7 separate regions of the Homo sapiens genome follow, and regions 1, 2, 4, 5, 6 and 7 are each linked to region 3. Evidence: chromatin contacts called from ENCODE Hi-C or POLR2A ChIA-PET data. All regions are on one chromosome and are shown on one strand. The core of a region is the stretch at or near the end of the contact, and the rest is flanking DNA. Distances in the headings are between cores, read along the strand shown. Region 1 overlaps RPA2 (replication protein A2). Region 2 holds the start of PPP1R8 (protein phosphatase 1 regulatory subunit 8). Region 3 holds the start of MED18 (mediator complex subunit 18). Region 4 has its middle 14 kb from the start of THEMIS2. Region 5 overlaps EYA3 (EYA transcriptional coactivator and phosphatase 3). Region 6 holds the start of XKR8 (XK related 8). Region 7 has its middle 37 kb from the start of OPRD1.

What was found. Hi-C counts contacts between places; a loop is a spot of excess contacts on that map. ChIA-PET counts read pairs that join two places held with the same protein, here RNA polymerase II (POLR2A). Pooled maps may share reads with other maps.
Region 1: a pooled map shows a loop between it and region 3 (4-fold over the local background). The contact joins the enhancer-like site here to the promoter of MED18 in region 3. A Hi-C loop is called at or near these places in 2 of 50 pooled maps. POLR2A ChIA-PET finds 5 or more read pairs at or near these places in 4 of 52 experiments (B cell, CD4-positive, alpha-beta T cell, HEK293 and 1 more).
Region 2: a loop to region 3 is called in a pooled map, with 9 times the contacts of the local background. The contact joins the promoter of PPP1R8 here to the promoter of MED18 in region 3. A Hi-C loop is called at or near these places in 10 of 50 pooled maps. POLR2A ChIA-PET finds 5 or more read pairs at or near these places in 8 of 52 experiments (B cell, CD8-positive, alpha-beta T cell, HepG2 and 5 more).
Region 4: a loop to region 3 is called in a pooled map, with 2.9 times the contacts of the local background. The contact joins the enhancer-like site here to the promoter of MED18 in region 3. A Hi-C loop is called at or near these places in 1 of 37 single-sample maps with no recorded cell type and 4 of 50 pooled maps. POLR2A ChIA-PET finds 5 or more read pairs at or near these places in 3 of 52 experiments (CD8-positive, alpha-beta T cell, HepG2 and K562).
Region 5: a pooled map shows a loop between it and region 3 (3-fold over the local background). The contact joins the enhancer-like site here to the promoter of MED18 in region 3. A Hi-C loop is called at or near these places in 3 of 50 pooled maps. POLR2A ChIA-PET finds 5 or more read pairs at or near these places in 2 of 52 experiments (activated CD8-positive, alpha-beta memory T cell and naive thymus-derived CD8-positive, alpha-beta T cell).
Region 6: a pooled map shows a loop between it and region 3 (8-fold over the local background). The contact joins the promoter of XKR8 here to the promoter of MED18 in region 3. A Hi-C loop is called at or near these places in 7 of 50 pooled maps. POLR2A ChIA-PET finds 5 or more read pairs at or near these places in 2 of 52 experiments (activated CD8-positive, alpha-beta memory T cell and activated naive CD4-positive, alpha-beta T cell).
Region 7: a loop to region 3 is called in a pooled map, with 2.9 times the contacts of the local background. The contact joins the enhancer-like site here to the promoter of MED18 in region 3. A Hi-C loop is called at or near these places in 1 of 50 pooled maps. POLR2A ChIA-PET finds 5 or more read pairs at or near these places in 5 of 52 experiments (CD4-positive, alpha-beta memory T cell, CD8-positive, alpha-beta memory T cell, WTC11 and 2 more).

Annotation. Positions count from the first base shown.
Region 1 is chr1:27,889,919-27,892,905 of GRCh38, forward strand. RPA2 (replication protein A2) reads right to left here. Exons shown (of 9, transcript NM_002946.5): 9 at 1,606-2,329. The coding sequence ends at 2,245. Among named protein-coding and RNA genes, the nearest start is that of THEMIS2, 19 kb to the left of the region's middle. RefSeq lists a silencer at 847-916. Within about 2 kb of position 1,738, at least 9 of the 41 ENCODE cell types and tissues checked have a DNase peak (open chromatin) inside an H3K27ac peak, as active enhancers do; they include B cell and CD4-positive, alpha-beta T cell, where a contact is called at or near this core.
Region 2 is chr1:27,829,468-27,832,386 of GRCh38, forward strand. It overlaps PPP1R8 (protein phosphatase 1 regulatory subunit 8), which reads left to right and starts at 1,315. Exons shown (of 7, transcript NM_014110.5): 1 at 1,315-1,424. The coding sequence starts at 1,369. LOC124903885 (a long non-coding RNA gene) reads right to left here and starts at 2,316. Exons shown (of 2, transcript XR_007065562.1): 1 at 1,282-2,316. RefSeq lists enhancers at 794-1,579, 1,453-1,622, 1,580-2,364 and a silencer at 1,243-1,322.
Region 3 is chr1:28,327,434-28,330,294 of GRCh38, forward strand. MED18 (mediator complex subunit 18) reads left to right here and starts at 1,607. Exons shown (of 3, transcript NM_017638.3): 1 at 1,607-1,747. RefSeq lists enhancers at 1,641-2,148, 2,149-2,656.
Region 4 is chr1:27,857,137-27,860,331 of GRCh38, forward strand. No RefSeq gene overlaps it. Among named protein-coding and RNA genes, the nearest start is that of THEMIS2, 14 kb to the right of the region's middle. Within about 2 kb of position 1,606, at least 6 of the 41 ENCODE cell types and tissues checked have a DNase peak (open chromatin) inside an H3K27ac peak, as active enhancers do.
Region 5 is chr1:27,991,054-27,993,794 of GRCh38, forward strand. It overlaps EYA3 (EYA transcriptional coactivator and phosphatase 3), which reads right to left. Exons shown (of 18, transcript NM_001990.4): 14 at 2,347-2,507. Among named protein-coding and RNA genes, the nearest start is that of XKR8, 32 kb to the left of the region's middle. Within about 2 kb of position 1,423, at least 8 of the 41 ENCODE cell types and tissues checked have a DNase peak (open chromatin) inside an H3K27ac peak, as active enhancers do.
Region 6 is chr1:27,958,256-27,961,433 of GRCh38, forward strand. XKR8 (XK related 8) reads left to right here and starts at 1,718. Exons shown (of 3, transcript NM_018053.4): 1 at 1,718-2,107. The coding sequence starts at 1,815. It overlaps SMPDL3B (sphingomyelin phosphodiesterase acid like 3B), which reads left to right. Exons shown (of 8, transcript NM_014474.4): 8 at 221-897. The coding sequence ends at 583. RefSeq lists a silencer at 1,589-1,978 and an enhancer at 1,659-2,222.
Region 7 is chr1:28,773,973-28,776,716 of GRCh38, forward strand. No RefSeq gene overlaps it. Among named protein-coding and RNA genes, the nearest start is that of OPRD1, 37 kb to the right of the region's middle. RefSeq lists an enhancer at 1,185-1,479. Within about 2 kb of position 1,384, at least 22 of the 41 ENCODE cell types and tissues checked have a DNase peak (open chromatin) inside an H3K27ac peak, as active enhancers do.

The DNA of each region.
Region 1 (2,987 bases), core at 488-2,987, 440 kb before region 3:
CGTGACGCCAATCTCTTATTGTGCTTTATATTCCTAGTACCTGACCTACGGGTTGATACAGCAGGTATCCAATAAGCACTAAATTAACAAGCAGTTGTTAATTGCTAAGTCGTCATCTGATTTTTATCAAAAGAAAAAAAAACCGGTCAGGCTCACGCCTATAATCCCAGCACCTTGGGAGGCCAAGGTGGGCGGATCATGAGGTCAGGAGATCGAGACCATCCTGGCTAACACGGTGAAACCCTGTCTCTACTAAAAATACAAAAATTAGCTGGGTATGGTGGCATGCGCCTATAGTCCCAGCTACTCGGGAGACTGAGGCAGGAGAATCACTTGAACATGGGAGGCGGAGCTTGCAGTGAGCTGAGATTGCACCACTGCACTCCAGCCTGGGCAACACAGCAAGGCTCTGTCTAAAAAAAAATAAAAATAAAAATAAAGAAAAAAGAAAACCACTTCCACCTACAAGTACTGCTACCGCTTTGCCCATTTGAGGGCACCCAGCTTCATAACTAGAAAGAGAAGTTTACCAACCATAAAAGTATCCCGTCATATATTCCAAATTCAAATACACGATTTTACTTGTTTTTAGTCATTGTTCTTTGAGAAAATAACCAAGAAGGAACACACTTGCAAATGAACATGCTGGCTGAGTTTTACACATTTGCATAGTTCCGCAGATGTTAACAACTCTGCATGTATAGAAAACAACCATACATTCATCCACTGTTAGAAACCAAGTAGGTGGAGCCTTCTCTACACAGCTGCTAGATCTCATTTAGAAACAGAGTTAAAGCAGAGAATTCTTTTTTTTGAGACAGAGTCTCGCTCTGTTGCCCAGGCTGGAATGCAGTTGTGCAATCTCGGCTCACTGCAAGCTCTGCCTCCCGGGTTCACACCATTCTCCTGCCTCAGCCTCCTGAGTAGCTGGGACTACAGGCGCCCACCACCTTGCCTGGCTAATTTTTTGTATTTTTAGCAGAGATGGAGTTTCACCGAATTAGCCAGGATGATCTCGATCTCCTGACCTTGTGATCTGCCTGCCTCGGCCTCCCAAAGAGCTGGGATTACAGGCGTGAGCCACCGCGCCCGGCCAGAGAATTCTTATTGGGATGTTACGTCTCACTAACTTTATCTCAAAATTGGTTCTTTTATTCAAGATGTAGATTACTTTCAGGAGTTGTCAAAAACATCATTGAACTAGTTTCTTTTTCTGTAAGAAACAGCCAATCAAGTTGGCCAAAAAATGACCATAGGCTTTTGGAAAGTCTCATCTTGAGGCCAAATGGGTAGCTATTTGATTCAGTTACATGATCACACACTGCCAAAGAGTCAACATTAAAGTCCATTATATAATCCCTTTAAATGGCAATACTAGATTTAGACGCTTTACAGACTATGTTTTTTTCAATCTTCACAACAAACCCAGGGGAAATAACGTTTTCTTTTTGTAAATGAGGAAATGGAGGTTCTCAGAGCTGACATAGCCTGCTCAAGATTCTAACTAAAAAGTGGGAAAGCCAGAATTCAAATCCAAGTTTCACTATGTTACACTGCCTCAGATGATAAAGTGGTCATTACACTGCTCAGAAAGAAAAACGAGAATTTTTACAAGTTACTACAATAGAACTGTTTTATTAAACATATGACTGTATTTATTTTGTACAAAATGCAGTAACACTTCTTCTTTTCCTCTGCCCCTGGAGGCACTACCGCAGAACTTCATGTTCACAGAAACACACGTCATGGCAAGTGTGTCAAAAAGTCATGACAAGCAGGAAAGTGCAATTCTGAAAGTAATGCCACACAACCAAAGTGGGAAATGAAAACAGGCAGAGGCCAGCAGGTTTCTCGGCTAGGGCTCTGCCTATAACGCCCTGGTCCTGCTCATCTTTCAGCAGTAAACATTTTAAGAAGAGAAACTCCTGAGCACTATGTAAGTACTCTCCTGGTAGCATCCTTCCAATTCCATCTATCTTGATGTTGTAACAAGCTTATTTGTAACTTCCTCAAGAAATCCCACCCTGGATTGCATCCCTGTCAATTGCCCATCTCCCTCTGAGCTTCAAACAAAACAAAATAAAACAGAAGAGCAGTAAGTTTCAAAAGGAAGTCAGAGGAGACATTTGATAGATGAAACCTACTTCCTAGAAGCCCCCTGGCCAGACATATGCAGAGCTGGAGACAACAGATTGTGAAACTAGGTCCAGCTGTAAAATATCTCAGGTACCCAGTTAGATCCAGTTATTCTGCATCTGTGGATTTAAAATGGTCATCATCCACAGTAGAATAGATGTGCCCCTCATTGCTCAGAAAATCCACAGCTTGCCTAGAAAGAAAGAAGAAAAAAAAAAGGTCATTTTCAGGCCAATTCAGAAGGAAACTGCCTTTTGGATATGGCCAAATATGCAAACTTCGCTTATCTCCCAACTTTCTACCTTAGCTAAGAATTCACAAGTATTCTGCACATAGAAAGCTCTCACAGGGAGAAATGCCAGTAAAATAGCAAAACAGAGCTTATTCATGGAGACAATGGCTATTAGGGCTGTCTTGGATCCCTCTCCCAAATTGTGCAAAGGAAAGACAACAGGGCCTCACTTAAATACAGTCTAAGCAGGAAAACAAGGATCTAAAGCTGTAGTCACACTTGCACACAAAATCTCCTAGTAGAAACCACTGTCTTTAAAAGTCCCCCTTTTCCAGCCACACACTGAAACCCCGTTGGTCCCTCTCAGGGAAGTAAAGTTGTGGGAAGCAAAGGAAACACTCTGAAACCTTCAAACCCTTCAAGGTCCTCAGGGTTAGTGTCAGTAACGTATTTAATAGCCACAATCTACAGAGCACCTAAGTAACAGCAGTTCTCTACCTCATCAGCACGCAACTCTGAGATAGGAATTATTATCCTAATTTTACAGGACAGGAAATGGAATCAGCCCTGAGCATTTCTTATCTATCTAGGCCTGGCAGGTCAATTGATTTATAGTAAC
Region 2 (2,919 bases), core at 65-2,564, 500 kb before region 3:
ACCTTACCCCCAACCCTGTGCTCTCTCCACTCAGGGTTAAATGGATAAAGGGCAGTGCAAGATGTGCTTTGTTAAACAGATGCTTGAAGGCAGCATGCTCATTAAGAGTCATCACCACTCCCTAATCTCAAGTACCCAGGGACACAAACACTGCGGAAGGCCACAGGGTCCTCTGCCTAGGAAAACCAGAGACCTTTGTTCACTTGTTTATCTGCTGACCTTCCCTCCACTATTGTCCTATGACCCTGCCAAATCCCCCTCTGCGAGAAACACCCAAGAATGATCAATAAAAAAATAAAAAATAAAAAACCAGAGGCCCTGCTAATGGTCTCTTAAAACCAGCTGGTGATCTAGGGCAAGCGAGCAATCCTTATGCTTCCTTGCCCTATAACCAAAAGCAAAAAATCCTTTTTAAAAAAATTAACCATTTGAGCCAAGCACAGTGATGATTTGGACCCCTGCTTTCTGACTGGACCTGCTCCTGGCTCCTGCTTGTCCAGAGTTTTCATAAACAGACTAGGTGACCCCTAATGCAGATTCCCTGACAATCTACAGGCCTAAACGTGAATTAGAAAAAAGTGAGTAGGGTGCCACTTTTTGGAGAAGGGCTGAAGAGAAACAATAATCACTCCAATCTCCGAGTTTTGCCCTTTAGCTTCTCCGCTTTGAGGGCAAAAGGCTGACGGTCTTAACCTAAACTCTGGAGGAGGATGTAGTCCCCAGATTTTTTCTTTCTTTACTTTTTTTTTTTTTTTTTTTGAGACGGAGTCTCGCTCTGTTGCCCAGGCTGGAGTGCAATGGCGCGATCTCGGCTCACTGCAACCTCTGCCTCCCGAGTGCAAGCGATTCTCCTGCCTTAGCCTCCCAAGTAGCTGGGATTACAGGCATGTGCCACTACACTCGACTAATTTTTGTATTTTTAGTAGAGACGGGGTTTCACCATGTTGGTCAGGCTGGTCTCAAACTCCCGACCTCAAGTGATCCGCCCGCCTCAGCCTCCGAAAGTGCTGGGATTACAGACGTGAGCCATCGCGCACGGCTTAGTCCCAAGATTTTAGAGCCAAGAAGCGTTTGCAGGAGGACGTAGGGAAAGACTGACTCCCCTCCCTACAAAGCCCCTTTTCCTTTGACACCTCCTGGCCAAGGAAAACCCTAACCACTGGAGACTTCCAGAGACGGCCAACTCGCACAAACGCTGAAAAAAAAAAAATCCCAAAAGCTCCTCTGTCCCCACTAGAAGCACCGCCCCCCGTACGGGCGTGCGTGAGCGTGCGTACGCACAGGCTGCTGGGATGCCGCTTTTCCCTTCTCGGTCTTCCAGTTTCCCGGCGTGCTTAGGGCGCGCCAAATGGGAGGGGGAGACGCAAGATGGCGGCAGCCGCGAACTCCGGCTCTAGCCTCCCGCTGTTCGACTGCCCAACCTGGTGAGTGGCGGGGCGGCCAGGGCTAGAGTGGCCCGGCCGGAGCTAGCCTGGGCTGGAAGGGCGGCTCTTTTTTTACTTTTCTGCTGCGAGCCGAACGGCTCAGAAACCCCGGAATGGTTGAGGAAAAACTGTTTGCTGCACCGGGCCGGGCGACGTGTTGAAGAACCGAGAGCCTGGAGCCCAGGCCCAGGAACTGAAGAAACCCGGGGTTGGGGGCTCAAAGGCGCTCACTTAGGCAGCCCCTTTGAGCGATTAGCCAGTCGCCGGAGCGCTTCGAGGCCTTGGCCCGAACTTACGCCCAACTCTTGACTGAGTGCCTGGTGCTCTCGTGGAGCATCGCATCTGGCCCCTTCCTGTACGTCCCGAGCGCGCTCGAGCCAGCCCCGGCCCCAACCCTACCTCCAAGCCCCGCATCCCTCTGTGGTTGCTGCATCCCTCGTGCGGCACTTGTCTGTCTGCCACAGAGAATACGAGGGTAGGTTAGCGCCATCCCTGCCCTCAGGGAGCTCCCAGTCTGTGGCACTAGTAGGCATTAGTAATGGTTGGCATGAACCCTTTTTATCCCTTCGAAAGTTCTTGGGAATAATGAAATAATTTAATTTGGTCTTTGAGTAGGGTACAAGTTGAATAAATATGAATTACCTTACAAGGAAACGCTTCTGAATTAAGAGTTTTTTTCTGCTGTAGCTCATCGCAGTGTATTGTTTGTTGCTTGTCTCTGTCTCCCGTTGTATTGCCATCCTCAAGGGCAAAGACTGCATCTTTGTATTCCCAGCTCCTAGGCCTGAGTCAGGCACATAGTAGGAATTCAGAAAGTATGTTTTGGATGTAACATTCCTCCTTTTTCCTGGACAAAATGGCCTTTTGTCCGGTGCATTGTCCTTTCCATAGAGGAGGGGTTGGGGCAGGATTGTGAGATGACTGTGTTGAATCTTCAGTTAGCTAGACAAGGATACGTTTTTTCATGTGCAAATCTAAAGGTTCTAGTGAGGTGGTTCTTTTTTCTAACTTCAAATTAGCAAACCCAAAAAGCAAGCAAATGTGTGGCTATTTTCTGGATCGCTTTGCACTTTTGTAGTAGTTGCTTCAGTCTACAAATTCTGTATCCATTTTGATCCCTCGCTGTATTGATTTCAAATTTGGGCCGAGATAGCAAACATAGTTAGAAAGCACTGTTTTTGAGATCACCTACCCTTTCCTTAGGATCTGGTAGGTACCAGGCACCGTTAGGTGCTTTGACATATGAGTCTCCCTTGAATGGTATGGCTGTAGGATATAGAGGAAACGTCCCCTAATCATGCTGTTGTAGAAAGACCTGTTTCAAGGGTAACATATTCATTTGGTACCTGGTTTCATGGGGCATGATTTTGAATTGCCCTAGTTCCCTAATTATGCACCTCTGATTTGGTTTCAGAGCTCAGGACAGTACTCTTTGCTTACTCTGTGATGAGACTAATCTTGATGAGCCCCAAACAGCAACTAATTTATTCGGTCT
Region 3 (2,861 bases), core at 357-2,856:
TAGAGGACAGAGTCTTGCTCTGTAGCCCAGGCTGGAGAGCAGTGGTGCAATTTCAGCTCACTACAACCTCTGCCTCCTGGGTTCAAGCAATTTTGGTCTCTTGACCACCTGAGCCACCTGAGTAGCTGGGACTACAGGCGTGTGCCACCACACCCGGCTAATTTCCTCTTTTTACTTTTTTTTTTGAGCCGGAGTCTTGCTCTGTCGCCCAGGCTAAAGTGCAGTGGTGCGATCTCGGCTCACTGCCAGCTCTGTCTCCCAGGTTCACACCATTCTCCTGACTCAGCCTCCCAAGTAGCTGGGACTACAGGCGCCCGCCACTACGCCCAGCTAATTTTCTGTATTTTTAGTAGAGACAGGGTTTCACCGTTAGCCAGGATGGTCTCGATCTCCTGACCTCGTGATCCACCCCCCTCGGCCTCCCAAAGTGCTGGGATTACAGGCGTGAGCCACCGCGCCTGTCCTCTTTTTACATTTTTAAAATCTTTTTCTGACATTTGTTTCTCAGCTGGAGTTGTACCAAAGCGCCTAACTGGTCGTTTTTCTTTAATTTTTTTCCAGACAGGATCTCCCTCTGTTGCACAGGCTGGAGTGCAGTGGCGCTATCTCAGCTCACTGCAACCTCTGCCTCCTGGACTCAAGCAATCCTCCCACCTCAGCCTCCCAAGTAGCTGGGACTGCAGGTGCGAGCCACTACGTTCAGCTAATTTTTTGTATTTTTTGTAGACACAGGGTTTCACCATGTTGTTCAGGCTGGTCTTGAATTCCTGAACTCAAGCCATCTGCCCGCCTTGGCCTCCCAAAGTGCTGGGATTACAGGCCTGAGCCACCGTGTCCGGCCTGGTCTTTTTTCTCTAGGCTCTCTCCTTTCCCAAACTTTTCTCCATGTTGTAGCCAGGGTTCTTTTAAAGCTCACATGTATTCTTTGGTATGGCACTGCAGAGTACTCCTGGATCTGGACCTACTCCTTTTCCAGACTCTTTTTTTTTTTTGAGACAGAGTCTCTCTCTGTAGCCCAGGCTACAATGCAGTGGCGCGATCTCGGTTCGCTGCAACTTCCGCCTCCCGCGTTCAAGCGATTCTCCCACCTCAGCCTCCCTAGTAGCTGGGATTACAGGCGCGCGTCACCATGCCCGGCTAATTTTTGTATTTTTAATGGAGACGGAGTTTTACCATCTTGGCCAGGCTGGTCTCGAACTCCTGACCTCAAGTGATCCGCCTGCCTCGGCCTCCCAAAGTGCTGGGGTTACAGGCGTGAGCCACCGCGCCCAACCCCTCAGTTCTTTTTTCTTTTGAAACCCACTATAATCTCTGTAAGTCCTATCAGTTCCAAGAGACTTTCTACACAAATACATCTCCAGGTTGTCAAACCTAAAAAGATTTTCCTAGAGCATGGCCTATGACGTCAAGGATCCAGGTAGCGCCCGGAGGAAAGCGCCAAAGGAGGCCGCCATCTTTCATACAGCAGCCCGGAATTTTGCGCATGCGCCTCTGATTGTCTGTCCGCAATGAAGCTCTTCGGCCTTCTCGGCACCCATACGTTTGGGAACGGCAGTTTCGAGGTTTGTGAGACGTCGGCTTCCGACCGGAAGTGAGAAGAGGAGGAAGTTGGCTGGTTGCACCGATCTGGGGGCTTCCCGGGCTCGGGTAACCGGAGTGCTGGTATCTAATCGTCGCTCAAAAGCTCCTAGGTGCGCGGGTGGATATAATTCCCGGCTTCTCGAGAAGACACTACAGCCTCAAGGAGGTGTGCTTCTAGTGTTTAATTGGATACGTGTTATGGATGCCGGCTTAGAAGGACCTATATACCATCATCTTAAAATAACTTCCCCTTGGCTCTCTCTCTCTTTTTTTTTTTTTTTTTTTTTTTGAGACGGAGTTTCGCTCTTGTTGCCCAGGCTGGAGTGCAATGGCGCGATCTCGGCTCACCGCAACCTCGCCTTCCGGGTTCAAGCGATTCTCCTGCCTCAGCCTCCTGAGGAGCTGGGATTACAGGCGCTCGCCACCAGGCCTGGCTAATTTTTTGTATTTTTAGTAGAGTCGGGGTTTCTTCATGTTGGTCAGGCTGGTCTCGAACTCCCAACCTCCAGTTGATCCGCCGGCCTCGGCCTCCCAAAGTACTGAGATTACAGGCGTGAGCCACCGCGCCCGGCCTTGGCTCTCTTTAAAAGGCATTTTTAGGCTAGCCGCAGTGTGGTCTCCCGCCTGTAGTAGTCCCAGCTACTCGGCTTGAGCCCAGGAGTTCGAGGTTATAGTGAGCTAGGAACTCCCCACTGCACTGCAGCCTGGGCTACAGAGCGAGATCCTGTCACCAAAAAAGAAAAGCGTACGGGGGAAGGCATTTTCAGAGAGATAGAACGCCTAGATGTTAGTTTGGTCCAAACTCTGCTACCAACTTGCTGTGTGTATCCTTCTGTCCCTCTCCAAGTCTCAATATCCTCATCTATAAAACGAAGGTCCCTTAAGTCACTTTTTCAGTTCTTCTGAATTTTGTTGCCTCTTTATTATCTCGTTTGAGCCACATAGCCTTGGGAGTTAAAAATCACTGGCCTTTGGCCGGGCACGGTGGCTCACACCTGTAATGCCAGCACTTTGGGAGGCCGGATCACCTGAGTATCACCTGAGGCCAGGAGTTCGAGGCCAACCTGGCCAACATGACGAAACCCCGTCTCTACTAAAAATACAAAAAAAATTAGCTGGGCTTGGTTGCGGGCGCCTGTAATCCCAGCTACTCGGGAGGCTGAGACAGGAGAATCGCTTGAACCTGGGAGGCAGAGGCTGCAGTGAACAGAGATTGCGCCATTGCACTCCAGCCTGGGCGACAAGAGTGAAACTCCGTCTCAAAAAAAAAAAAAAAAAAA
Region 4 (3,195 bases), core at 356-2,855, 470 kb before region 3:
GGATGGAGCCGGCGAGAATAGCAATAGGAATTTATTACCTGAGGCATGTGGACCATGGTTTTCCCAGCAGAGGGGCCACCATGAGAGGGGTGTGGAAAGAGGACATGGGATGGGGGTGGCTGGTGAGTGGGAGCGGGGAGGAGAGCCTACCCTATAAGCTTTGCTAGGGAATTACCAGGAAGGCACTGAAGGATATTTTTCTTAAAAAAAAAAAAAAAAAAAAAAAAAGACATGCTCAGGTAGATGTTTTGGAAAATGCAGAGAAACTGACATCACACACACCCTCACCTAGAGCAGGGGAGGCTTCCTTGGGAAGGTCTCAGCACGGGCAGTGAATGGTCAGGTTCAGATGATAGAAAATCCATGGGGTAGCAGGTGAATAAGGGGTCCCTGGCCTCTCATGAATCTCTCCACGCAGGGAGACAAGCAGGTGTTCTAGTGCTCTCTTTCTCACAGCTTAGCAGATCTAGAGAAAAGTCCAGGTGTTTCAAGAAGACTGAAGACGGCTGGGCTCAGTGGCTCACACCTGTAATGCCAGCACTTTGGGAGGCCAAGGCGGGCGGATCACCTGAGGTTAGGAGTTCGAGACTAGCCTGGCCAACATGGCGAAACCCCCATCTCTACTAAAAATACAAAAATTACCCGGGCATGGTGGCGCACACCTGTAATGCCAGCTACTCGGGAGGCAGAGGTTGCAGTGAGCAAGATCGTGCCACTGCACTCCAGCCTGGGTGACACTGCGAGACTCTATCACACACACACACAAAAAAGACTGAAGAGAGAGTTCTCCGTTAGTTCTGCCTGTGGGAGGGGAGGGGGGGCTTCAAAGAGCATGACATTGGATGTCTCCACGTGGTGGAGGGGAGGGTGCTCCACGCAGGGGCTACTGTGGGAGCACAGATGGGGCAGAGTGGACTAAAGTCTGGCATATGCCGGGGTGGAGGGAAGGTCCTTGAATGCCTGTGGAGTTTGGATGTTCTCTGTGGAGAGGGAATAAAACCATTGCCTGTTCCCTGGAGGGAATTGGATGCTGAAGCTTCTACCTTTAACAGGGGCATGGGTGCAGTTCCAGCCTCTGCCAGCAGGCTGGGCCCTGTGCCCACTTTTGAAAGACCTTCAGGGCTGTGGGGCATGAGATGAGAGAGGGAGGGAAGATAATCTGGCTCACTGCCGGGCACTTTATGTGACTTACCTCCTTAATTCCCCCGGGCACAGCCCTGAGAGGAGGTTGGCAGTGTCTGCATTTTACAGATGGGGAACTTGAGGCTCAGGGTACACAGACCCAGGTCACAGCCCTGGCAAGCCATGCAGTGGGGATTCTAGCCCGGCCCTGAGGTTTTGGAGCAGGGACGGTGCAGGGGAGTCTCCAGCCCAGGCTCCTCCCCTGCTCTTTCCACATCTGTGACAGGCTCTGGATTTTGTTCCCTGAGTTTTTTTCCTTCTCGAGTTCCTGTCCCCTCTGTCTCTATCTCTGTCCCCTTTGTGGTATGTGGGGCTTCAAGTACTACTGAGTCTCCACAGCTGTGCCAGGTTGGGCCTGGGCAGCTCCCCATAGAGGCTGGCGCCCATAGCCAGGGGCAGGGTTACCAGCAGGAAGTGCACCCCTGAGCCCCTCACCGCGGCTCCCAGCCTGCCTGCCTCGGTGGCCCCCACATCCCCGCCTCCCCAATCAAGGCATCTGCTCCCACTGTGCCCCATCCTGTTGGCAGCAGTCCTCCCTCTCCTTTGGGTCACTGGCAGCAGCATCCAGACTCACCATTACTGTCCTCTCCTTCATGGAAAATTAAGCAAACCCTCTTGATTCCACTCCCCGCCAGCTGCCCCAGCCGCCCTCCCATTTCTCTGCTCCACTTTCTGTCCCTAGTTCCTCTCCTCCATTTGCTGTTGAACCTACTCCAGGCAGGCTCTTCCCCCAACACTCGCTCCCTCCACAGTTGGTCATGTTTGCTTCTCTGCGGCCCCTCATTTCCCTCTGAGTGAGAGCCAGCCTCACCCTGCCCTGCACGCCGTCACCCTCCCGTCACCTCTCTGCTTCCCCTTGCTCGCTCCCCTATAGCCCATGGGCTTCTGGCTGCTCCTTCCACCCTCAGGGCACATGCCTGCCCTGCCCCTGTGGCTGGGCCTCTCTCCCAGGCATCAGCAGGGCTCCCTCGCTCCCTGTCCCTACGTTGAGAAAGAGAAAAGCAGGCCCTGACCTCCTGGAGCCCGCCTGGAGCCCAGCGGGGCTTCGGTATTCTCCAGCTGAACCTAAATGACTTCACAGGACATCAGCAACAGACAAACCACCTGGGACCACGATGGATCACGACACAAACAGGGCCACTCCACAGTCATGTCTGAGCACAAATAAAACATGAACAATGTCCAAGCCACAAAAAGGACCAATCATCCCTGCAGTGGGTGTTGACCTGTAGGCCCTAAAACATTCATCCAGGACCTCAGAATGTCACAGTTGAAGTAGGATCTTTGCAAGTGTAATTAAGGTAAGGATCTTCAGATGAGATCGTCCTGCATTAGGATGGGCCCTAATCCAGGAATGACCTAATAGGAGACAGAAAAGGAGGCCGGGAGTGGTGGCTCACGCCTGTAATCCCAGCACTTTGGGAGGCCTAGGCGGGTGGATCACGAGGTCAGGAGTTTGAGACCAGCCTGGCCAACATGGTGAAACCCTGTCTCTACTAAAGATACAAAACAATTAGCCGGGCATGGTGGTGTGCGCCTGTAATCCCAACTACTTGGGACGCTGACGCAAGAGAATTGCTTGAACCCAGGAGGCAGAGGTTGTAGTGAGCCAAGATCACACCACTGCATTCCAGCCTGGGCGACAGGGAAGACTCCATCTCAAAAAAAAAACAAAAAAAACAAACAAACAAAAAAAAAAACTGGAAAAGGAGAAGACGGGGACACAGAAGGAAAGGCCATGGGAAGATGTGGAGGTTAGAATGATCTGTCTACAAGCCAAGGAGCACGAGGATTGCCTCAGAGCTTTCAGAAGGAACCAACCCTACAACACTTTGATTTCTGGCCTCCAGAACTGTGAGAGGATACATTTATGTTGCTTTAACCTGCCAAGTTTGTAGTCATTTGTTACAGCGGACCCAGAAACGAATACAATCCCCCTGTCCTGGCTCATAGGAGACGCTGTTGCTTCTTACTGATCACAGCTCTAGCTTTGGTCTAGTCTTGCCTCCCTCT
Region 5 (2,741 bases), core at 173-2,672, 340 kb before region 3:
ATCACCAACCAATAGCATATCTTTTGCAGACTGGTTGACCACACTTTGAATTGCACTGCTTAGAACATGACATCAAGAACCAAAGTGCGAAAAATTAGTGTTACAGCTAGAAGAGTCCTTAGCATTTCTAATCTCTCTGTAAAGAAACGAAACCCAATGAAAAAAAGGGCCCTAAGATTACACAGTAAGTTTGCAGCTTTTGGTCTTAAGAAGTCTTTCCACTACTCCACAGAACTTCCATGGTGACTACTTGTCCACTTGCTTCAGAACATGTTGACATGAAATTCCAGGTTGAATGACTAATTCTCCATACTGTACTTCTGAAACAACTCCAACTGATAAGACACTAAAACACTACCCAAGACTAGATATCTAAGCACAAAAGAGAGCTCATATGATGGGAGCCTGCTCTCAGACACTTCAGTTAAAATATTCAAGCAGTAAATCTGGATCTGAATTTTCTACAGTGAAGGTTAAAAAAAAATCCTGTATTCTATTAGTAATACTCCATAAAAGCAGATGGCATTTTTGTGAGGAGGAGAACTGGAGTATAATTTGTTTTCAGATTGATGGTTCCACAATGTAAGCCTAGAATTAGATGACTCTTAACATTTTGGATAAAACAAAACGACAACAAAACCAGTACCTATATATGATATACTCAACTAATACATGATGTGGCGCTTTCATCAATTCATATTGTACAAAACATACAGCTGGCCATTAATTTTAATCTATTCTCCAAAGTAGGCTCAGAGGATTCTCACACAGGGTTACATCGCTTTGTTCAGGAAACCAGGTCCAGGCATTGGGCAGGGAAAAGATAAAGAGACTCAGGCTGTATATGAAAACTAACAAAAGAAAGGCTAATGTTTGTGAGAAAGAAAATGCAAAAAGATGTGGAGTTACCAAAATAAAAAATACTGGCTTTGAATCATGAGAAGAAATAAGCAACAAAAAGGGGAATCTGAAAAAAGTAAATTAGATTCCTGAAGTCTGGAAGCCCATGATTTTTATCTGGTATTAGAGAGCTGTAACTGAAATGAACCAAATTGATCTGTAAAGTCTTGTTCCTACTTTCTGCGCCATATTGTAAGGCAGCATAGTATAGTACAAGGGCTCTTGACCTTGAGTAAAATACCTCTAGGCCAGCAGTCCTCAACCTTTTCAGCACCAGGGACCAGTTTCGTAGAGGACAATTTTTCCATGGACCTGGGTGGGGGGCGAGAGGTTTCGAGATGAAATTGTTCCACCTCAGATCATCAGGCATTAGTTAGATTTTCATAAGGAACATGCAACTAGATCCCTTGCATGTGCAGTTCACAATAGGGTTTGTACTCCTATGAGAATCTAATGCCGCCACTGATCTGACAGGAAGTGGAGCTCAGGCAGTAATACTCACTTGCCGGCCTGCTCACTTCCTGCTATGTGGCTGTGCTGCCTGGTTGCTAACAGGCCGCTGACTGGTATCAGTCTGAGGCCCGGGAATTGGGGACCCCTGCTCTAGGCAGGCTATGTAATCCCTGAATCTTTGAGCAACATTTTGTATGTATTTGTATCTTTGATGGTGATGGTTTACAGTTTTAAATATTTTCTCAAAAGAGTACCTCACTATAAAAGGAGCTGCATGAAAGTGCACTGGACCAAAAAGTTAGGGAATGTGAATTTCAAACATGGTATGGTTACAAATTTGCAATGTGACCATGAATAAGCTGCCCCCACTACCCCTATGATGGACATCACTTTTCTCAACTGTAAAATGAGGAATTCAGATTAGACTTCTGTCTCTTTTAATTCAAACAATCTATGATTAATTAATTCTAAATAATAGAATTTTAGGCTTAGTGGCATCTGGCATTTGAAATATTTCTGGTCAGAAAGAATTTCCAAGATTCTTTAAATCACAACACATTGATACTACCAACCTACAATCCTGGACCTAGATTTCTGTCCACGAAAAGTTACTAGCTAGTTCTACTTAACTTGTCCTGATAGTTATATAAACCAGCCAAAAAAAAAAATGTGGCACCCTATTAACTAGCGTTGACAGCAGTTGTGATACATGTCATCAAACATAATCTACAGAACATGTTTCCTTTAAAAAGGCATTTGTCCAAAGACAACAAGAGAACTTTCCAAAATTATGCTTAGAGAAGCCCGTTAGAAATATAGAGCTTCCTCCCAAAAGGTTTCAACCAAACCTCTATTTTTTTAAATACAGAGTTTAACATATAACTGTGGCATAATTTATAAGCAGTTGTCATGGGGAATCTAAGGAATCCCTGGAAAGAAAAGGAGGAAACCAGGAAGAAACAGAGAATCAGACTGGTTATATGCCACACTTACCACCCACGTTGCTTTTATGCTTATCATAGATTTCTCTCACTTTCCGGTAGCGGAAAGCTAGTTTCCTCATCCAGTCCACACCTCCCTGAACACCCACAGATGAACCATGGCTGCCACTACCTCCTGAGCCACTGAAACCATCTGTTGAGAAACTGTAGTTGCTGCAAGGAGAGAAGATAATAAAAATTAAAATTTATACAGCATAAAGTTTTTGTTTGAGTGCTATTTGGTTGGGTTCTTGGTATCTGATAAATAAGGCCAATGGCTTTAAGGATCTTCTTCCTTAATCTCTGTATGTCAGAGTCTATCTTTCATTAGTTCTCTATCTCACACTTATTACTTCTATCAAAGAAAGGACTGAAATGAGAGAGGGAATGAAAGGTAGAAACAATTCA
Region 6 (3,178 bases), core at 468-2,967, 370 kb before region 3:
GCCTCAGTTTCCTCATTTGTGAAACCTAGGTAATAAGCGCAGTTACCTCATTCGATTCAGAGGATGTCTGCCAAGCACAATGGGTGCACAGCTAAGTGCTCAATAACTACTAGTGGTCATGGTCACTGCTCTAAAGAACTTGGGGGCAAATGCAAGGTGCAGGATGGGGATGGAAGCAGACAACTGCTCACAGCCGGTCTACCCCAAACCCTTTTTCCAGGACATGGTGACCTACTTCATGAACCTGAGCCAGGCGAATGCTCAGGGGACGCCGCGCTGGGAGCTCGAGTACCAGCTGACCGAGGCCTATGGGGTGCCGGACGCCAGCGCCCACTCCATGCACACAGTGCTGGACCGCATCGCTGGCGACCAGAGCACACTGCAGCGCTACTACGTCTATAACTCAGTCAGCTACTCTGCTGGGGTCTGCGACGAGGCCTGCAGCATGCAGCACGTGTGTGCCATGCGCCAGGTGGACATTGACGCTTACACCACCTGTCTGTATGCCTCTGGCACCACGCCCGTGCCCCAGCTCCCGCTGCTGCTGATGGCCCTGCTGGGCCTGTGCACGCTCGTGCTGTGACCTGCCAGGCTCACCTTCTTCCTGGTAACGGGTAACGGGGGCAGCGCCCAGGATCACCCAGAGCTGGGCCTTCCACCATTTCCTCCGCGCCTGAGGAGTGAACTGAAATAGGACAACCGAATCAGGAAGCGAAGCCCCAGGAGCTGCAGCCATCCGTGATCGCGCCACTGCACTCCAGCCTGGGTGACAAAGCCAGACTCTCTCCAAAAACAAACCAGAAACAGAAAAGAAATGACGACCCAAGACCCCCCTACAAGCATACTTCTTTTGCGTATTATGTTTAACTCACAAAACAAAGCTCATCATGCGTTTGATTCTGTGTTGTGTTCCTTTTCTTTTCTTTTGAGACGGAGTCTCGCTCTGTCGCCCAGGCCGGAGTGCAGTGGCGCTATCTCGGCTCTCTGCAACCTCTGCCTCCCGGGTTCAAGCGATTCTCCTGCCTCAGCCTCCTAGCTGGGACTACAGGCGCGCGCCAACACGCCCGACTAATTTGTATTTTTAGTAGAGACGGGGTTTCGCCATGTTTGCCAGGCTGGTCTCGAACTCCTGACCTCAGGTGATCCGCCCGCCTGGGCCTCCCAAAGTGTTGGGATTACAGGCGTGAGTCACCGCGCCCGGCCTCTATTCCCTTCCGTATGGAAATGAGGTTAACTCATTTGCAGGAACCTAACGCCCGCCCTCCCCCGACTCGGATCGCTGGCGTGAACCCAGCGGCCCCGTGCTCTCCGGGTATCCCTGGATCGAGGCGCACGCGTTGTTGCAAAGTCTCGCACTTAGGGATTAGAATGTGCCTTTGCGTTTCGTTTTGTTTTGCAACAATACAGGTGTGAGGGATCGCAGCCCTGGTCCAGGCTCTAGTCTCCCCGCCCTCTCGCTTTCTTGGGCCTCCGGGCGCCTCAAAGGTAAAACTAGGCCATTTGAAGCCTGCGAAGCGAAGGGCAGTCGGTCTTCAGGCCTAGCGGGCTTGGCTGGGCTGGGTCGGTGGACCCCTGGGCTGGCGGCGGGAGCAGAGCATCGAGCGGCTTTTAGCTGGGGTTCGGGCGGAGGACCTGGGACAACCGCGGGCCTCGCTCCTCCCCGGACGGGGCGGGACGGGGAAGTCCCGCCCACCAGGCCCAGGCCCCGGGCCGCCCCGAGGGCTGCGCCCACCTCCTTCCTGCCTCGGCAACCCCGGGCCCTGAGGGCAGGCCCCAACCGCGGAGGAGCAGGAGAGGGCGGAGGCCGGCGGGCCATGCCCTGGTCGTCCCGCGGCGCCCTCCTTCGGGACCTGGTCCTGGGCGTGCTGGGCACCGCCGCCTTCCTGCTCGACCTGGGCACCGACCTGTGGGCCGCCGTCCAGTATGCGCTCGGCGGCCGCTACCTGTGGGCGGCGCTGGTGCTGGCGCTGCTGGGCCTGGCCTCCGTGGCGCTGCAGCTCTTCAGCTGGCTCTGGCTGCGCGCTGACCCTGCCGGCCTGCACGGGTCGCAGCCCCCGCGCCGCTGCCTGGCGCTGCTGCATCTCCTGCAGCTGGGTTACCTGTACAGGTGAGTGCTTCGCCCCGGGAGGGGAGGAGTGTCGGAGCCCAGCACCTCCGTCAGCTGGGTCACCTGTACAGGTGACACGCCATATGCCGGGAAGGGGACTGGGAGAGGGAACCAAGTCCTGTGGGCGCCTGGCCTACAGGTGAGCGTGCAGCCCTTTACGGAAAGGGAATCCCGGTAGACTGCCTTCATTCTAGCCCTAGCTTTCCTGGCACAGGCGAAGAAACTGAGGCCCAGGGAAGAAAGGGAGGCGCATGGGCTTTGAAGTCGGACCTCTCAGGGATCCACTTCTGGCTTTGCCCCCTCTCGCCTCACTTCTGCATTTCTCTGAGCCTCAGTTTCCTCCTGCGTAGAAAGGAGGTAGTCACCCTGAGACAGGTGTGACGGGCAGGCCTGTTGTGAAGAGTGAGCGAAAGAATGAGAAAGTGCCTCGCACAGTGCCTGGCCTGTAATGGCAGGGGCTGCGGACTCAGTTCAGCATCCCATGTTTCAGCATGGGCAGGGCCTTGGGAAGTCACTGACCTCTCAGTGGGGCTGTTTGGTTGCTGTTCCCATTGGGATGGGGATAGCGCCTGCCCGTTTGGTGAAGATGCAGTGAAATGACATCTGTCCACTGCCCTGGCTCAGAGTGAGCACTCAGCAACCTCAGCTGGCTTCTTGACCTGGGCCTCCCTGGGAGTTTCAGCAGCCCTGACCCCACCACAGCGCTTGCCCCTCACAAAGGCCGCCTCTCACCCTGTCTGCCTGGTTGTATTCTTCCCCCTGAAACTTGGCTTCCCACCCCAGACCCAGCAAGAGGGCAGAGATGGCCTCTGACTCATCCATGCCCATGGAGCCAGCCAGGGCTGGGCATAGGCTGGGTCCTGGAAAATGTGTGTGGATTCTGCTCCTTTTTGGACCTGGTGGAGCCTCGTAGAGATGGGAAAACAAACCCAAGGCTCAGAGGCATGCGACAAAGTCAGGGCAGAGGGTGGTGTGGGTTGGGATGGGGTGGCCAGGGCCAGGATCTGCTCTTGAATCCGTTTTTACAAACTCTTGAGATCTGGCCTTGACAAAGCCACACGGAGTCTCCAG
Region 7 (2,744 bases), core at 134-2,633, 450 kb after region 3:
CTGCAATCTCTGCCGCCTGGATTCAAGTGATTCTCCTGCCTCAGCCTGCTGAGCAGCTGGGATTACAGGTGCCTGCCACCGTGCCCGGCTAATTTTTGTAGTTTTAGTAGAGACAGGGTTTCACCTTGTTGGCCACGCTGTTCTCAAACTCCTGACCTCGTGGTCCAGCTGCCTTGGCATCCCAAAGTGCTGGGATTACAGGCGTGAGCCACCGTGCCCGGCCCTATTGAACTTTTTTTAAAGGCAATTCTTCAAATTGCAATGGATTATTAAACTGGGACTTATTACCAGGGTAAGTGGAGAATTATTGAGACTAATCAAAACACTTAACCACTTTATTTTGTCCTCACCTTTTAAAAAGCTACATGTGAATGAATCCTCTGGAATTAGAGGGCTTCCACTTGACAGTACTTCAGCTAGGGTATGGCTCAGTGCTCATGGGTTTACATCCTTTCACGATGTCTCTGTTAAGCCTTGTAAATAGAGACCCCAAAACGTTAGAAGTCCTACCTAGAATGTTTGAAGTCCTGGTTCCCACACCTTGGAGCTTTCTCTACCAGTGAGAAAGTAAATGCTCTTGTAATAAAAGTTTTCGGCCGGGGGCAATGGCTCACGCCTGTAATCCCAACACTTTGGGAGGCCAAGGCAGGTGGATCACCTGAGGCCAAGAGTTCGAGACCAGCCTGGCCGATATGGTGAAACCCCGTCTCTACTAATGTCTACTAATAATACAAAAATTAGCCGGGTGTGGTGGTGCACGCCTGTAATCCCAGCTACTCGGGAGGCTGAAGCAGGAGAATTGCTTGAACCCAGGAGGAGGTGGAGGTTGCAGTGAGCCGAGATCATGCCATTGCAGTCCAGCCTGGGCGACAAGAGTGAAACTCCGTCTCAAAACATACTAAAAAAATTAAGTTTTCGTTTTTCATTATGGAGCTAACATTGCACTTGATGTTACCACTTATTTGACTTTTATTTGAAAGTTGACTTGTGGCCTGCGTGTCATGAATGTTTTGAAAATGAGAGTGGAAGTAAAGGTGTCCCTAGGATTCAGATCTGTAAGTCCACTTGCAATCAATTTTTTCTGCTTTAGGAAGCAATGCCACTTTGTCATGAGCATCGCTCATCGCTAGTGGTTTCTGGGCAGCTGGTGCACCTCCTTACTACTGAGAAGCCTTTGGAACTGTGATGTTTAATTACAGCTGCCGGGTTTGCACGTGGGAAGCTGACATGGTGTGGTGAAAGCCAGCGGTCTTCAGCTAGTGGAGGGAATTACAGAAGGTCCCACGCCCTTTAGGGCCCTTGGCTCCGGGTTTCCGGGACAGGCTCTGGAGCTCCGCCTGCGGGGGCCGGGCTTGGCGGCTGGACGGCGCGTGCGCCGTGCCTGCGGATGGAGGAGGGCCACCTTCTGCCCGGCTGTAGCCAGGTTCCCTCCATGCTTCCCCACCCCGTCGCAGCCTGGTTTTTGTACGCCTTCTCTCTGACGGCGGTTGTGCCACCTTGAGCTGCGGCTCAAGATGGTGTCCGCCCTTGCTTCTGCGCCTGTGCGGAAGCGCCCGGCCCTCACCTGCGCAGGTGAGCTGGGTCGTCTGAGAGGGAAATGGGGTTTCACACCACCCTGCTAACCAGGCAAAGATGACATTCGTGTCATGTGTAGCTTATTGCTTTCTTCGGCCTCTTCAATAATGCTCAGACATGAGGCTTGGTAAAGGTTGGAAAGCTGTTAGCCGACCTGCGGGCCGTGGGTTCATGTACTCGAAAAAGTTGAGGTGCCTCTGAAGGGCAGCTCCCCGAGGAAACTCCCAATTTTGCTGCCCTCTCCAGGTGTGCGTGTGAGTGTACTCATCTGTTGTTTCCATGTGTTAGTTAACCTGTATTTTGTGAGCTCCTGTCGCTACTATTGTTGGGCATTGGGGAAAAGAGAAATAAATGAAGATTCTTGTTTTCTCAGCATCCTGTTTAAGGAATATACCATCTTATATTTGGCGAGCTCCATAAGAGCAGAGCTACCCAGAAAACTGCCCCTATCTATATTGGCGTTTTTTCCCTAGCTTTTCTTTATCTCTGGAAACCACAGGAGCCCTTCGCCTCTTCATCGTCCTCCACAGCTCAGCTCTCTCTCATAGGCTGTCTGTGCCATCCTTCAAGAGGTCTGTGATACTGGGCAGGTCAGAGAATTGCTCTGTGCACGCATTTTCTCGTCCGAAAAAGGAAATTGCCTCTGAAGCCACTTGATGGTATGAGTTTTACAGGGATTTAAATTGACGTTACTGGTGCTTTTTTTTTTTTTTTAAATGGAATCTTACTCCATCTCCCAGGCTGGAGTGCTATCTCCCAGGCTGGAGTGCAGTGGCACGATCTTGGCTCACTGCAACCTCTGCCTCCAGGGTTGAAGCGATTCTCCTGCTTCAGCCTCCCAAGTAGCTGGGATTACGGGAGCCCGTCACCATGCCTGGCCAATTGTATTTTCAGTAGAGACGGGGTTTCACCTTGTTGGTAAGGCTGGTCTCTAACTCTTGACCTCAGGTGATCCGGCCACCTCCGCCTCCCAAAATGCTGGGATTACAGGCGTGAGCCACCGCGCCGGGCCCCAGTAGTGCTGTTCTAATTTAAAACAAACAAACAGCTAACACAGTTCAGACAGTTACACATGCAGAATAAAAAGTGTGTACAGGCCGGGCGCAGTCCATCCTGGCTAACACGGTGAAACCCTGTCTCTACTAAAAATACAAAAAATGAGCCGGGCG